Regions from separate parts of the Homo sapiens genome. Here regions 1, 2, 3 and 5 are each linked to region 4. A link is a contact called in ENCODE Hi-C or POLR2A ChIA-PET data. All regions are on one chromosome and are shown on one strand. The core of a region is the stretch at or near the end of the contact, and the rest is flanking DNA. Distances in the headings are between cores, read along the strand shown.

Evidence for each region. A loop is a pair of places that touch in the nucleus more often than their neighbours do. ChIA-PET counts read pairs that join two places held with the same protein, here RNA polymerase II (POLR2A). Pooled maps may share reads with other maps.
Region 1: a loop to region 4 is called in a map of naive thymus-derived CD4-positive, alpha-beta T cell, with 3 times the contacts of the local background. The contact joins the promoter of SENP5 here to the promoter of DLG1 in region 4. A Hi-C loop is called at or near these places in 1 of 168 maps with a recorded cell type or tissue (naive thymus-derived CD4-positive, alpha-beta T cell), 1 of 37 single-sample maps with no recorded cell type and 9 of 50 pooled maps. POLR2A ChIA-PET finds 5 or more read pairs at or near these places in 4 of 52 experiments (A673, CD4-positive, alpha-beta T cell, K562 and 1 more).
Region 2: a pooled map shows a loop between it and region 4 (5-fold over the local background). The contact joins the promoter of LRCH3 here to the promoter of DLG1 in region 4. A Hi-C loop is called at or near these places in 1 of 37 single-sample maps with no recorded cell type and 8 of 50 pooled maps. POLR2A ChIA-PET finds 5 or more read pairs at or near these places in 2 of 52 experiments (activated CD4-positive, alpha-beta T cell and activated T-cell).
Region 3: a map with no recorded cell type shows a loop between it and region 4 (13-fold over the local background). The contact joins the promoter of MELTF here to the promoter of DLG1 in region 4. A Hi-C loop is called at or near these places in 3 of 37 single-sample maps with no recorded cell type and 6 of 50 pooled maps. POLR2A ChIA-PET finds 5 or more read pairs at or near these places in 2 of 52 experiments (HepG2 and PC-9).
Region 5: a map of CD8-positive, alpha-beta T cell shows a loop between it and region 4 (32-fold over the local background). The contact joins the promoter of BDH1 here to the promoter of DLG1 in region 4. A Hi-C loop is called at or near these places in 9 of 168 maps with a recorded cell type or tissue (B cell, CD4-positive, alpha-beta T cell, CD4-positive, alpha-beta memory T cell and 5 more), 17 of 37 single-sample maps with no recorded cell type and 21 of 50 pooled maps. POLR2A ChIA-PET finds 5 or more read pairs at or near these places in 4 of 52 experiments (AG04449, Caco-2, activated CD4-positive, alpha-beta T cell and 1 more).

Annotation. Positions count from the first base shown.
Region 1 is chr3:196,866,623-196,869,441 of GRCh38, reverse strand. SENP5 (SUMO specific peptidase 5) reads right to left here and starts at 1,522. Exons shown (of 10, transcript NM_152699.5): 1 at 1,369-1,522. RefSeq lists an enhancer at 13-514 and a silencer at 1,166-1,745.
Region 2 is chr3:197,789,886-197,792,661 of GRCh38, reverse strand. LRCH3 (leucine rich repeats and calponin homology domain containing 3) reads right to left here and starts at 1,408. Exons shown (of 21, transcript NM_001365715.1): 1 at 1,122-1,408. The coding sequence starts at 1,383. RefSeq lists a silencer at 911-1,180 and enhancers at 1,221-1,420, 1,034-1,748.
Region 3 is chr3:197,028,567-197,031,266 of GRCh38, reverse strand. It overlaps MELTF (melanotransferrin), which reads left to right and starts at 1,450. Exons shown (of 16, transcript NM_005929.6): 1 at 1,450-1,613. The coding sequence starts at 1,565. RefSeq lists enhancers at 1-33, 421-1,057, 1,058-1,694 and silencers at 1,228-1,717, 1,768-1,817, 2,008-2,187.
Region 4 is chr3:197,297,259-197,299,958 of GRCh38, reverse strand. It overlaps DLG1 (discs large MAGUK scaffold protein 1), which reads left to right and starts at 1,347. Exons shown (of 25, transcript NM_001366207.1): 1 at 1,347-1,423. DLG1-AS1 (DLG1 antisense RNA 1) reads right to left here and starts at 1,712. Exons shown (of 3, transcript NR_038289.1): 1 at 1,349-1,712; 2 at 867-981. RefSeq lists silencers at 1,171-1,300, 1,791-2,420.
Region 5 is chr3:197,554,537-197,557,266 of GRCh38, reverse strand. BDH1 (3-hydroxybutyrate dehydrogenase 1) reads left to right here and starts at 1,299. Exons shown (of 8, transcript NM_203314.3): 1 at 1,299-1,486; 2 at 2,554-2,705.

The sequences.
Region 1 (2,819 bases), core at 273-2,772, 430 kb after region 4:
ACTTGAGGTCAGGAGGTCGAGACCAGCCTGGCCAACATGGTGAAACCCCATGTCTACTAAAAATACAAAAATTAGCCGGGCGCGATGGCGGGCACCTGTAATCCCAGCTACTCTGGAGGCTGAGGCAGGAGAATCGCTTGAACCTGGGAGGAGGAGGTTGCAGTGAGCTGAAAAGATCGCGCCACTGCACTCCAGGCTGGGTGTCAGAGTGAGACCCTGTCCCCCCTCCAAAAAAAAATTGTGAGCCCAGGTGTAAATGAAGCCCCCCTCCCCAGCACCCTCCTCTACATACCAAGCTTTTCTCCTAGAAAAGATGCACTGGGAAAAAGCTATCTTGAGTAAAGATCAAAACTGATATAAGCCATCCCTCATATACCAATAATATGCCATCAATAAGCGTGAGACATGTGGATGGCTAGGAGAGAGTCTGGTTTCTTCCTGATGCTGCCCACCCAAAACAGAGACTGCAGTTAGGCTCTGACCACACGAGCGCCTGGCATCTCTAGGCAACCTTTTCCATACCAAGCTTAGTTATTCCGGGCAAAATGCAAAAAAAAAACATAAGTAGGAACCTATCATGAAGTGTCCTGGATATTCTTAAATTAAATTTAACCAGATTCTCAAAACATTTCATAACTAACGTCTGCTTTCTTCATTTAATTCTCCAAACATTATAATTTACATTGGTAGAAGAAAGTCCCACTTTACCTGCGGTGAAAAAGGTCGAAATGTCTATCTAGCATGAGATGAAAAACACTACCAGAGAGCAGGGTAGGATTTCACCTCGGCTATTCTCGCTCTAAGTCCAAAACTCCCACATCCTCTCCGCATCCCTCCACCCCGACAGAGTGGCCACAGGGCGTAGAGCGGAGGCTGATACCGCTCAGAGCAGACCGAAGGGAAAAGACGTCTCCCACCGCGCTCATGCCCAACCGGGCTCTCTGGAAAAGGGTCCCGGGGAGCGCGAGGAAAGAAACGAAGGCCGGAAGGAGGCAGAGCGGTCTAAGCAAATAAAAACCCCGGACTTCCACGGCGGCCGGAGCTGGAGGCCTGTGACAGCGGCTCCTCCTCTCAGAGCTTTCCCGGCTTCAGGAGGAGCTGGGGGGCGCCAGCTTCCCGGTGCCTGCGACGCACAGCCCGGCTGGAGCGAGAGCGCAGGGCAGCGGCCCCTCGGGACGAGCTCGCTCGCCTCCCCCGGAAAGGGAGGCTGTGGCCGAGACGGACGGCGGCCTCCAGCTCGGGCGGGGGAGGGCGGCTCGAGGCCTCCGGACCGGGCGCTGAGGTGGCGCACCGGCGCGGGAATGGCCCCAGCCAGCCCCGCCAGGCGATCGCTGAGTCCGTCACTCGTCTGCCCGCGTCCCCGCTTACCTGCTACCCTCGTTCCTGGCAGCTGCCCCGCCGCCGGCCCCGTCGCGGCAGCAGCCTGGACCGCGGACCCCGCCTTCGTCAGCTCCAAGGGAAGCCCCGCCAGCGACGAGGCGTCCGGCCTGTTCGCCGCGGCCACAGCCGCCGAGCTTCCTCTGAAGCGGCTGCCGCGACGCCGGCGCTGGCCTATCGCGTCACCTCCTCCGCGCCCTTCCGCCTGCGAGGCTGGGCCTGGCACCGCCCGCTTCCGGCGCTCCCGCCCCGCCTCCCGACCCGGGGCCGCCCCGCCCCCGCCCGTCACCGCGTCCTTAGCCCCGGCCTCCCTCAGAACGCGCTGGGATGGGAACCGCGTTCAGGAGCTGCTAAGCGCGTTTGAGACTTCAGCCCCTTCTCCAGCTTTTAACCTAAAAGGGCTAAATCAGACCGCAGCTAGTGTACACCCCTACCCTCCGCTGATCCCGTCACCCCTGCGCCGAAAGCAAAAGACCCATTCCAGCTCTGGACGTTGTGAGGCCTGGCCCAGGCGTCCGCTCTCTGGTTTTCCTATTGATCTTACCCCTGGTATTGTGATTGGCCTCTTTATCTATGTCTTACCCGCCCCAACTGTGAATGCTTTCCAAAATTATAAGCCGATGTCCTGACAGGCAAAAACATAATAATAGCAGATTTATGGCGGAAGATGAGTTCAGTTTTGAACATACTCGATCTGGAAGAATAAAGTGGAGGTGACTGCAATGGAAAACCAACAGTGCGTTGCTGAGAGCCTGTGTAGGCAGTAAGGATATGCATTGATGGTGGAGAAGATAAAAACAATACCGAAGCCAACTGCAGGATGGTTTGCTTTTAATTATCATCATGTGTCAGAAAATTCTAAACAATGTTAATGAAAAAGTACTCCTTTCCAAACAAAAGCTTTGTTTAGTCTTAGTTCTAAGCAATGGCTGCAATTACTGTTGATTTTTTTTTCTTTTTTCTTTTCTTTTTTTTTTTTTTCCAAACAGGGTCTTGCTGTCTCGCCCAAGCCGGAGTGCCGTGGCACACCCTAGGCTCGCTGTAACCTCTGCCTCCTGGGCTCAAGCGATCCTCCCACCTCATCTTCCAGGGTACCTGCGACCACAGGCTCCTGCACCACGCCCGGCTAATTTTTTATTACTATTACTATCATTATTTTTGTAGCGATGACATCTCCCTATGTTGCCCAGGCTGGTCTTGAACCCCTGAGCTCAAGTGATCCTCCCACCTGGGCCTCCCACAGTGCTCGAATTACAGGCGTGAACCACCACACCAGGCCCTCTCACTTCTTTTTAACAGTTTCTCTTTGTCAGTGATTTTTTTTTTTTTTTTAGAGGAGTGTCGCTCTGTCGCCCAGGCTGCAGTGCAGTGGCGCCATCTCGGCTCACTGCAAGCTCTGCCTCCCGGGTTCACGCCATTCTCCTGCCTCAGCCTCCTGAGTA
Region 2 (2,776 bases), core at 159-2,658, 490 kb before region 4:
TATATATATATTTTATATATAATATTTATATGTATATTATATATATATGTATATTTTATATATATATATATATATATATATATAAAATTAGCTGGGCGTGGTGGCGGCTGCCTGTAGTCCCAGCTACTCAGGAGGCTGAGGTGGGAGGATCACCTGAGCCCGGGAGGTCGAGGCTGCAGTGAGCAGTGATGACGGCACTGCAAACATGATGATGAACAACTCGGGCACCAGACACTGTTCGCCACAACTAAGAAAGCCAAATAATACCTACTTTCTTATTCTCTTTCCTGTGTTCGAAAACATACATAACACGAAGTAATGCTTTAAAAAGGAATAGCAAGTACAAATATGTTAGACTATCTTTTCTAAGTAGTTTGCTTCAACTTTTTTTTGGAGGACATGAGGAGTGGAAGAGGAAACTAATGGGAGTCGGAAAGTGGGCTCTAGTTATTTTTACAAGCGTATTTATTTTGTAAGTCAACTAGATGGAGGCGAAGAAAGACGTTCCAGCGTTCGGGTTCACTTCACACACACCCCAGCACTTCTTTGGGGTTCACTTTAAACACACACACACCCCAACACTTCTCTCGGGTTCACTTTAAACACACACACACCCCAACACTTCTTTCGGGTCCACTTTAAACACACGCTCCCCAACACTTCTTTCGAAAAAACTCCAGGGCTGAGACCGACCCTTCCTGACAATGCAGCTCGTCCAGACACCCCTGCTACTCTGATCTGTGAAGAGCTCGCGCTAACGTTCCCGTCTTAGCAGGTCCATTCGGCACCCCAAATCCGAAAGGGCCTGCAGAAACCGGGGCGGGGCAAGGGTCTACCTCCGCCGTGGCAGAAACTGATTTTCCTCAGAAAGCCTAAAAAATCATCCATCAATCACTCCGGCCCCCTTCCCCGAGAGATGCCGCCGCCCGCCGCCTCTCCCCAGGCTCTGGGTCTGGCGCAGGCCCGGAGGGCTGGCGCCGTCGGCTTCTCCCCGTTACCCGGGTCCGGACCCGGCGCCTACGGGACGAGCTGCTGTAACTCCCCCGCATCCGCCTCCCCCGGCCGGGGCGGCTCCCGGCGCCGGGTCTCCGACGGGCAGAGACGCCCCCCGCCCCGCTCACCCGCCCGGGTGGTGTCCGTCAGGTCGTGGTTGGCCGCTCCCCGGGGAAACTCCCTCAGTTTCCGGCCGCTCAGGCTCAGCACCCCAGTGACCGCCGCCTCCTCCAGGGCTCGATCGAGAGAGCGGCTCCACGAGCCCGGGCCAAAACCAGGGCCTGCCCCGGAGCTTGGGCCGCAGTGAACACCAGGGAGGTTACCTCCCGACGCTACCGTGCCAGAGTACTCGGCAGCCGCTGCCACAGCGACCAAGCCCGCGGCCGCCATTTCCCAGCCGACAACACTCGGGCCCGCCAGCTCAGCGCATGCGCGGCCGGACCGCTGGGTGGGCGGAGAAAGGGGCTCACGGACCGACCCCGGACGGTTCCCGTGATGGGCAGCACCGTGGTGCCCCCCGGCGCAGCCAGGCGCTTGCCCCCGCCCACATGATGCGCTTTTCAAGGGAAGTTAAAACGGACCTCACAAATCCAGAGCAGCCCCCTACTCTAACCTCCCAGGGGCATTTCTAAAATGCCTCTACAAAAACATCTTTCAGGCAACGCTCCGCATCAAAACTTCTCCGCCTTGCTCCCTCAGTAGTGGAGGAGTCGACTAAGCATTAAATTAAGAATTTTTTTTTTTTGAGACAGAGTCTCGCTCTGTCGCCCAGGCTGGAGTGCAGTGGCGCGATCTCGGCTCACTGCAACCTCTGCTTCCTGGGTTCAAGCTATTCTCCTGCCTCAGGCTCCCGAGTAGCTGGGACTACAGGCACGCACCACCACACCCGGTTAATTTTTGTATTTTTAGTAGAGACGGGGTTTCACCATGTTGGCCAGGATGGTCTCGATCTCCTGACCTCAAGTGATCCGCCCGCCTCTGCCTCCCAAAGTGCTGGGATTACAGGCGTGACCTACCGCGCCCGGCAAGGAATCTTTCTTAACACTGCTGCTGCAGAAACTTGGATGGTGAGAGGAGCGGACCCTCTGAGATACGACCTAAACCGTTTCCCAACTTCATTGTATTACCAGATGATCTAAATCAAGGTTTGGTGGACTTACTATGGTTGCTGGAGAGAAAACAAACAAACAAACGTGCTAATTGGGCTCAAAATTCTCATTAAAAACGTATTATTTTATATCATCCATCCCTTTTATAAAATAGCTTTTCTTAATGAAAATACAACAAATATCTTCAATAGTACTTGTACTTTTGGCAAGATTTTATTGTTGGATAAAGCAAGATTATAGTAGTATTAAAATCTAAAATGTTGGTCTGGAACCAAAATTGAGGAACAGAAAATGATCTCACTGTAATCTAAATGTGGGAATTAAAGGTAGAACCGAAGAGATGCTCTAAATTGAAACCACTCAAGAAATGAAAGAGTGGAAAATACTTCATTTAAAACCAATTAGACCTCACTTATATTGCAGCCAGTCTCTAGCATATTCTTCAGTCTGTTTTACTGAAGAAGCCATTTCTGCTATATGATGTAAATTTTACCAACAATTAATCAACTAGTTTTACTATGGGAAATAGAAGAGGCTGTCAGGTACAATCCTTTCCTAGAGGATCACAATCTAATTATGGAACCCAGACAGGCCCACAAAAAAGGGCTAAGAGTGATGGGGCTTACTTATGAGTCCAGAGAAAAGAAAGCTATATCATGGATAAATTCGGTTTT
Region 3 (2,700 bases), core at 201-2,700, 270 kb after region 4:
ATCATGACCTACCTTTTACATGTGGGGAACAAGCCCAGAGAGGGCGACGAACTCGCCCAGGGTCTGTAAGTCGCTGGTTTTTAAAAAGTAGAGCTCGAGTCTCCTGAAGCCCAGCCCATGTTCCTTCCCCTGATCCAGTGTGTGATAAGCAGTAGCTTCATGGCCCCATAGGAGGGAGGCCTTCCTTCCCCAGGGCGCAGAGCAAGCTCAAGGACAGACAAACTCAGAGGGATGTCTTCTCTCTCACTGTTGTACTTACCCATGTCAGAGAGAGACATCATTTCTGAGTCTCAGAGGGGCTGATGACATAAAGGTGAGGCCTAAATGGAGGCAGGTGACTAACAATGTCTTCAGTTCATTCCCCGCATCCCCAACCACATGGGGAGTGCCGCTTTTGCCCGCCTGCGACAGTGGTTCTCAACATTTGCTGTGCCCCGAAATAAAAACAGATTGTGGGCCCCGCCCCCAGAGCTGTCGATCCAGTGGGTCGGAGGTGGGGCCTGAGCACTTGCATTTCCAGCAAGTTCCAGGGTGATGCTCACGTTGCTGGCCTAGGGACCACACTGAGAACCACTGTCCTAGAAATACGGTCAACCCACCCTTTCCTCCCTCACCTTCTTCACTCTCTTCCTCCCCTTCTCCGCCTGTTTCTCCTTTTCCGCTTCCTCCAATTCCTCTCTGGTCCTCTTCTCACCTTCCAATCAGCTGGCTCTGCCACTGACTGGATGCCTGACTCGGGCAAGTCACCTCCCGTCTCTAGGCCCGAGGAGAGGCAGTCGGCTAGGCCGAGATGCCCCTGCCCGGCTCCCCCCTCGCCAGGGCGCTCGGCCTGGGCTCCCCCGTATCCCAGATCCTCTGTGCAGCTGTGGCCGAGATGCCCCTGCCCGGCTCCCCCCTCGCCAGGGCGCTCGGCCTGGGCTCCCCCGTATCCCAGATCCTCTGTGCAGCTGTGGCCGAGATGCCCCTGCCCGGCTCCCCCCTCGCCAGGGCGCTCGGCCTGGGCTCCCCCGTATCCCAGATCCTCTGTGCAGCTGTGGCCGAGATGCCCCTGCCCGGCTCCCCCCTCGCCAGGGCGCTCGGCCTGGGCTCCCCCGTATCCCAGATCCTCTGTGCAGCTGTGCTGGGAGGGAGCTGCTGCGTGAATGAGATCATCCTCCAGCTGCCCTCCAGCCCCGACTCTGGGATTCTGACCTCTCCTTCCTTCCACGTCTGAGCTTTTCTCTCTCCAGTTAGACACGGTATCTGGAGTCTTTCTAGGGCGCGAGGAGGGGAGGATACCCTGGAACGCGGGGTAGGAGGCTGAGGCGAGAGCCCCGAGCAGCGGCGCCCGGGCCCGAGCGGGAGGCCTCCAGCAGGGGGCGCGCCGGGGCCGCCCAGGGGCGGGGTCCGGGGTCGGCGGGAGGTGACCTGCGCCCCAGGGGCGTGGATTCCGCCCGGGAACTCGCGGCCGCACTTAAGGAGCTCGGGCCAGCGCGAGGGGGAGCAGGGAGGAAGCCCGGCTGCTGCGGACCTCCTCGGACCCGGACCCAGCCCCAGCCCGGCCCCAGCCAGCCCCGACGGCGCCATGCGGGGTCCGAGCGGGGCTCTGTGGCTGCTCCTGGCTCTGCGCACCGGTGAGGCCCCGCTGTGAGAGCCAAAGGCGGGCGGGGGTCCCGGGGCGCCGCGGCCCGGCTGAGCAGGTCCCGGGGCTGGAAATGTGCCTGAGCCTGCGGCTCCGGGGCAGTGAGACGGGGGAGGCAGGGGCTCGGGGTCGAGTGAGGACGGCGGAGGGAACTAGCACTGAAGCGCAGACGGGGAAGTCTGGAAGGCTTCTTGGAGGAGGCGGCCTCGAACACCCGAGGCTTCCGACGCTCCAAGGAGAAGCGCGGGCTGAGGCGTGGTGGGGAGGCCTCGGGGTGTGGAGAGGAGCTCCCGGAGGGCGGCCCCTCCCGACGGGCGCAGGAACTCAGGAAGACTTTGGGGGCTCGGAGCAGCTCTTTCTCCCGAGCCCCCGCGGGAGAAGATTCAGAGGGACTGACCGGCAGGCGCGGGAGTCCGCCCGGGGGTTTCTGGCACATGCAGGGATGGAGGTGGAGACGGAGGCCGGGTCCCCTCGCGTCGGCGCCCCGGGGAGTCAGGGCCCGGGATGGTGGGACGGGAGGCGGGACCTCGGGGAGCGGCTCGCGGGGATCGCGGGCGGCGACCGCCGAGGGGATGGAGTTCGTGGCACCGCTGTGGCCGCAGGCGACGCACTCATCAATGCAAACGATGAAGCCACCGCCACCCCCGCCCCGTCTGAACTTTGCAGTTTCCCGCCTGGGTGGTGGGGGGCTTGGAGCGCTGCGGAGGGGAGGGCAGTTCGACTTCCCAGGCCTCCGCCAGGAGTGGGGAGGGGAGGGCTGTGGCGGAAGCTTCAGTCTCGGCCCTTGGGCTGGTGGGGCTGCCACGGGAGGGTGACCTGGTTTCGGGCGGAGTCATGCGTTTCCCTCCCTCCTGCACAGGCCTCTGGCAGTGCTGGCTGGGGCAGGGTGAATGGCAGAGGAGCTCAGGCCTGAAAGTCATCGGCCCCAAGGGGCTCCAGCACCCCTTCCTCTGGGCCCCTAGCCTGGGAGCTCTCGGGGACTCTGACCCGGTCAGATCCTGAGGCATAAGCAGAAGTCCACTGAGGATGTGGGTGTCTCAGGCTCTCTACAAGGGGGTTTACTTTCAACACAGAAGGTG
Region 4 (2,700 bases), core at 98-2,597:
CTGAATTCTGAAGAGATTCCATTGTTAGAATGGTTTCTTACTGCAACCATCCCATTCACAGTCCATCAGCGAAGTCTTGAGAGTATGATGCCTGTCATGAGCCACTTTCACTACTAAATAAATTCCGTCCCTCTGTTAAGTTCCCGGCTGTTAGGACACCTCTGCCTTCAGCACCGTTTGACCCTTCTATCCCATTTTCTCTATGCAATGTTGCTTTAACTGTTGTTCAAGATCCCAGGATGCTTGATCCGGGAAAGCACAGAGGTCTGCTGCCAACATACCAACATACCTCTCTGTCAAGTTGTCCAAAATCACAAGAGAAAGAGCCCTGGACTAGAGCTAGGAGACCTGAGTTCTCGGCTGCTCTGTTACTGATTAGCGTCTATGTCCTTGGACAAGTTGCTTCCCTTTTTCCGGACCTCGGTTCCTTGTCCTAGATAGGTTCTAAAGTCGGTGGGTCCTTACAGTAAGTTAGGATTCTAAGGTGCAATCCAAAAGTAAAACCAGTGGTCAGTATACCTCTGAGTAGCTGTTAAGGTTACAATACGAGGTTCCTCGGCCTTCCCTTTGGTAGCCAATGGATACGGCCTCAGTCAGAGGCCGTCAGGTTTACTGGGAAGAGCCTTCCGGTTTTGAAAGACAGGATCTCCGGGTTTCCAGTTCTGTCACTCACTCGGGGTAACTTTGGGCAAATTCTCTCTGGACCTCCTAATAGGGAGGTCCTCGTCACCCCGAGGAAGTTCGAAGACGTGGGCAGTGACTTGGAAAGCTTCCCGAGATTCCCCTTCTATAACCTGGGTGGCTCAGACCGGGAGCGGGGTCCCAGCCGGCCGGTAATTCCGCCCGGAGGTGCGCACGAAACAAACCTGCAGCGCTGGCCGAGGGCGGCTCAGCTTCGGAGGGCGCGACTCCGGGTGAGTTCTTAAAGGGACCGTCAGAGTTTGGGTAACACCTGCGATGCTGACCGGGCGGGGACGCAGGCTTGAGGGAAATGAATGAATGAATGAATGAGCGAATGAATGAACAAACCTTCTCTGCCCACCCTTAAGTATACCATACTCGGAATTAATCAGTTAGGCTTAAAAATCTTGTACTATAACCCTCAAACTCTTGCCAAGTTAACCAGTGTCTCTATTTCATATGTCCTTCTGTAATGAAACCCCTCCCCCCAAGCCTATTACTAAGGGACGAAGAGTAACTTAACAATCAGCCTGGAGTGGAAGGCAATGCAGAGTTGGCACCCCTCCCCGAACTCCTCCCTCTCCCTCTCCCAGGCCCCGCCCTCCCCGCCCCCTGGGAGGTGCAGTTGGCTCCTCCTTAAGGCGGCTTTTCCCCGGTGGGGATCTACCCCCGGGGTCGCCAGGCGCTGTCTCTGCCGCGGAGTTGGAAACGGCACTGCTGAGTGAGGTTGAGGGGTGTCTCGGTATGTGCGCCTTGGATCTGGTGTAGGCGAGGTCACGCCTCTCTTCAGACAGCCCGAGCCTTCCCGGCCTGGCGCGTTTAGTTCGGAACTGCGGGACGCGCCGGTGGGCTAGGGCAAGGTAAAGGCGGGCTCCTCCAGGGCCACCCCGGGCCACCTGTGGAGTCCGAGTGTTAACTCCTTTGTTCTCAGAGCCACTTCAGCGGCCGCCCTTTTAAGCGAAGAGGTTCCCTTAGGATGCTCCCCGGGTACCCCTTCCGTTCCCCTGCCCTCCCCCGACCCGCCTCCCCCTTCCAACCCGAAGGTAGCAGCGCGGGGAGCCCGGGGCTCGGCGCGAGCCGCCTCCTCACTTCCCATTGGCTGAGAGCGCCGGGAAAGCGGTCACGTGGGAGCGCGGCAGGCCAGCTCGGGGGCCGCCATCTTGGCGGAAAGTTTCGGGGGAGAGCGGTTGGGGGCGCGGAAGGAGGCGAGGTTCCGGGGGTGGGGCGTGCGGCAGCAACTGGGCGAGCGGGCCGGGGGGCCGCGGCGAGCGAGGAGGCGGCGCGGCCGAGAAGGAGGACGAGGCCGCGGGGGTGCGGCGGCCCAGGGGAGCTCCTCCCCCGTCCCTTCGCCCCCTCCGCTCGGCTCCGCGGGCCCCGGGCGGGGCGGGGGTACGTGGAGCGGGGCCGGGCTGGGGAGCTGCTCCGAGTCTGGCCGGGGCGCACCCCAGTTCCGAGCGCACGCCGCTCACCGGAACTTTGTGGCGGCGCCGCAGGTGTGGGGGCCCGCGGAGGTGTGCATGCGGGGCGCGAGGGCGTCGCGGAGAGCGGCCGCTGCCCTGTCCGGCCCCCGCTGGAGCAGCCCGGAGGCAGCGAGCAAGGAGAAAGGCAAGCGAGAGGAGGGGGCCCGAGCAGGGCGGGCGGCCAGTCCCGCTGGTCCCCTCTCAGCGCTCTGCGGCCGCTGCTGGCTCAGGGGCCAAGGGTCGGAGCGCTTCACCCGCCCGTACCCAGTAGCAGGTGGGGAGTGTGGATACTTGTGCGGGGGAAGAGGCGGCCTCAGGTCTAGGCTCTTTGGGGAGGGGACGCTTTCGAGGAGAGTTTGGAAGCCGACTTCTGTCTGTTCTTAATTTGGAGGGGTACCCACTCCAAGGAAAAGCTTTCCACGTTGACAGACAACTGCTGCGTTTTGAGACTCTTTCTTTGACTTGGTAAAACTTTGGAACGTGGGGTTTTCAAATAGGCTGCGAGGGTTTTCTATTTCGATAGGGGAAAATGCTAGTTTAACATGATTCTATCCTTTTT
Region 5 (2,730 bases), core at 50-2,549, 260 kb before region 4:
AAGTGAAATGGCCTCAGGAAGTCCTGACATGTGCCTAAGGTGGTTGGGACACAGCTCGGTTTTATACATTTTAGGGAGACATGAGACATCAATCAACATATGTAAGATGAACATTGGCTCAGTCTGGAAAGGTGGGACAACTCGAAGCAAGGAGGGAGCCCCCAGGTTATAGGTAGATGAGAGACAAATGGTCGCATTCTTTCGAGTTTCTGATGAGCCTCTCCAAAGGGGGAATCAGATATGCATTTATCTCAGTGAGCAGGGGGTGATTTTGAGTAGAATGGGGGCAGGTTGGCCCTAAGCCGTTCCCAGCTTGACTTTCCCCTTTAGCCTAGTGATTTGGGGGCCCCAAGGTTTATTTTCCTTTCGCGTAGCTTCGCCACTAATGTGTCCTGGTGTCTTCTCTCCTCAGCCTGTTTCTCATCCTGGAAACTGAGGTGTGCTGGCGCAGGGCGATAGCGCAGTGGGGTGGGGTTGGGAGGAAACCCTTATCTGTGGCCGATGGCCCTCCGTTGTTCTATTATTAAAACTCTGGGAAACTGCTATTCTTAATTTATTTTTAAAGACCCTGAGAAGCAAATCTTTAATTTTTTTGTTTTTGTGAGACGGAGCACTCTGTCGCCCAGGCTAGAGTGCAATGGTGCAATCTCGGCTCACTGGAACCTCCGCCTCCTGGGTTCAAGCGATTCTCCTGCCTCAGCCTCCCGAGTAGCTGGGATTACAGGCGTGCGCCACCGCGCCCTGCTAACTTTTGTATTTTTAGTAGAGACTGGTTTTCACCATGTTGGCCAGGCTGGTCTCGAACTCCTGACCCCAAGTGATCCACCTGCCTCAGCCTCCCAAAGTGCTGGAATTACAGGCGTGAGCCACCGCCCCCGGCCTTTAAATAAATTCATCTGATCAAAAGAAATTTAAAAACCAACCAACCCTAATGAGCTCTAAAGACAGCAACACGCACAGGACCTGGAAAGAGCCTCTTCCTCACCGGAGTTTTCCTCACTTCAAGGAGCGGCGCCTTCACCCTCCGGCCTCAGCCCGCGAGGCTGCAACCCTTTCCGCACCTGGCTCCATCTCCCTGGCCCTCGCCCCCGCCCAGCGGTCGGGGAGCGAGAAGGCGGCGGGGGATCTGGCGCCCGGCTTAGGGGCGAGACGGCCGCACCGGGAGCCTAGCGATCAGGGCACCTTGGGCGGGAGGAGCGCCAGCCGGGCACCCAGCGCGGAGGAGGCGGCTCGGCGGCCCCCCGACAGCCACGCCGCCGTGAGCCCCGCCCAGCGTAGCCCCAGCGCGCGCTTCGCGTGTAGAAGCGTCCGGGTGGCGGAGGCCGCAGGCCGCAGGAGTGCTGGTGGAGGGGCTTCCAGAAAGACCCTGCGGCAGCGCCCCCCCTCGGCTCTCCCCGCAGGAGAGCGGGCACCTGCGCGGCGCCGGGTGAAGGCGAGAGCCTCGGCGAGCCCTCTGCAGCGGAGCCCCCTGCCCATTTGGTTTTGGGTAAGAGGAGGGGTCCGCGTCTCTGCAGCTCGGGCGGGATTCCCTGGCGCCCTCTACTCGGTTTGGTTCGGCCTCACGTGTTCCTTTAGCTCCGAAGCCGGGATACGGGTGGGGAAGGGGGGCTCGCGCCCTACAGGCCGAGCCCTGCGGCCGCAGCGGGGTAAGGGTAGGATGGCCGATCGCGCCCAGACCCCAGGGAGTCTCCCTCTCGGCTTTTCTGCCGGCGTCTCCAGCAGCATGATCTGGCATTTATTATTCGGAATAATGTGCCAGGCAGGAGGAGGCCCTGGGTTAAACACGCGGCCCTGCAGCTCCCAGGTGAAACGACTCATCGTTTCCTGCCGGCGCATCTTACTGAAGGGGACCCAGGCCCCACGAAGGGAAGGAACCGTCCTCAAGGTCACGTCGTAGTCAAAGGCCGAGCCCAGACCGAAGCCAGGTGTCCTGCCTTCTAGCCCCGGGCTCTAGGCCCTGTCCCCTTCCCGACCGAATCTCCCAGTCCCGTCCGCGTCCCTCCTCCTCCTCCTCCTCCGGGGTCCTCCGCAAGGCTCTGTTCCCGGGGTTTGGGGAGTCCTCCCTCCGCGCCACAGCGCCCTGGGGAAGAATGCTGGACAGCAGGCAGGCCACAGGGCCGGGGAAGGAGGAGGAGCCGCGGGGACAGGCTGGGGATGCCAGAGTGGTGGTGGGCCCGGGACTGGCCAGGGTGGGAGTCCAGGCGGCGCACCCGCGCGAGGACAAGGGGGCTTTGGCTGGGCGGTGCTGTCTCAACCAATGGGAAGCGTGGCTCTGGCCGAGCCCCCCTCTCTCCCCGCCCTCCGGCCGGCCGTTGGGGAGCGCTGCTCTGGGATTGGCTGCGCCGCCGTCTCGGGCGTTCTCGCGCTCTGCTTACGTGCTGACGCGCGCCTGATAGATACCCTGTGGGTTTGAGCGCTCCGGTCGGTCCCTAGCGGCCCAGGCGCCTTGGGCGTGCGTCCTGCGCGCGGCCGCCTCCAGGCTGCGCCCTTCTGGGGAAGTGTTTGGTGCTGCGCGCGGCGTCGAACTCCGCGTTTTTTTTTTTTCTTTTCCAGCCAGTCAGCCTGGAAATCTGCCTGTAGTCAGCTGATGCAGAGTCACCCTGCAGTTCCTACTTTGAGGGGTTGCAGAAGCACATATTTCACTATGGAGGGCCGCCTGCAGGCCTCGCGCTGACAGGATCTTTTGTGACGCTGCAAATGTCCTGGTCAGTGTCCTTCTTTCTACAAGAG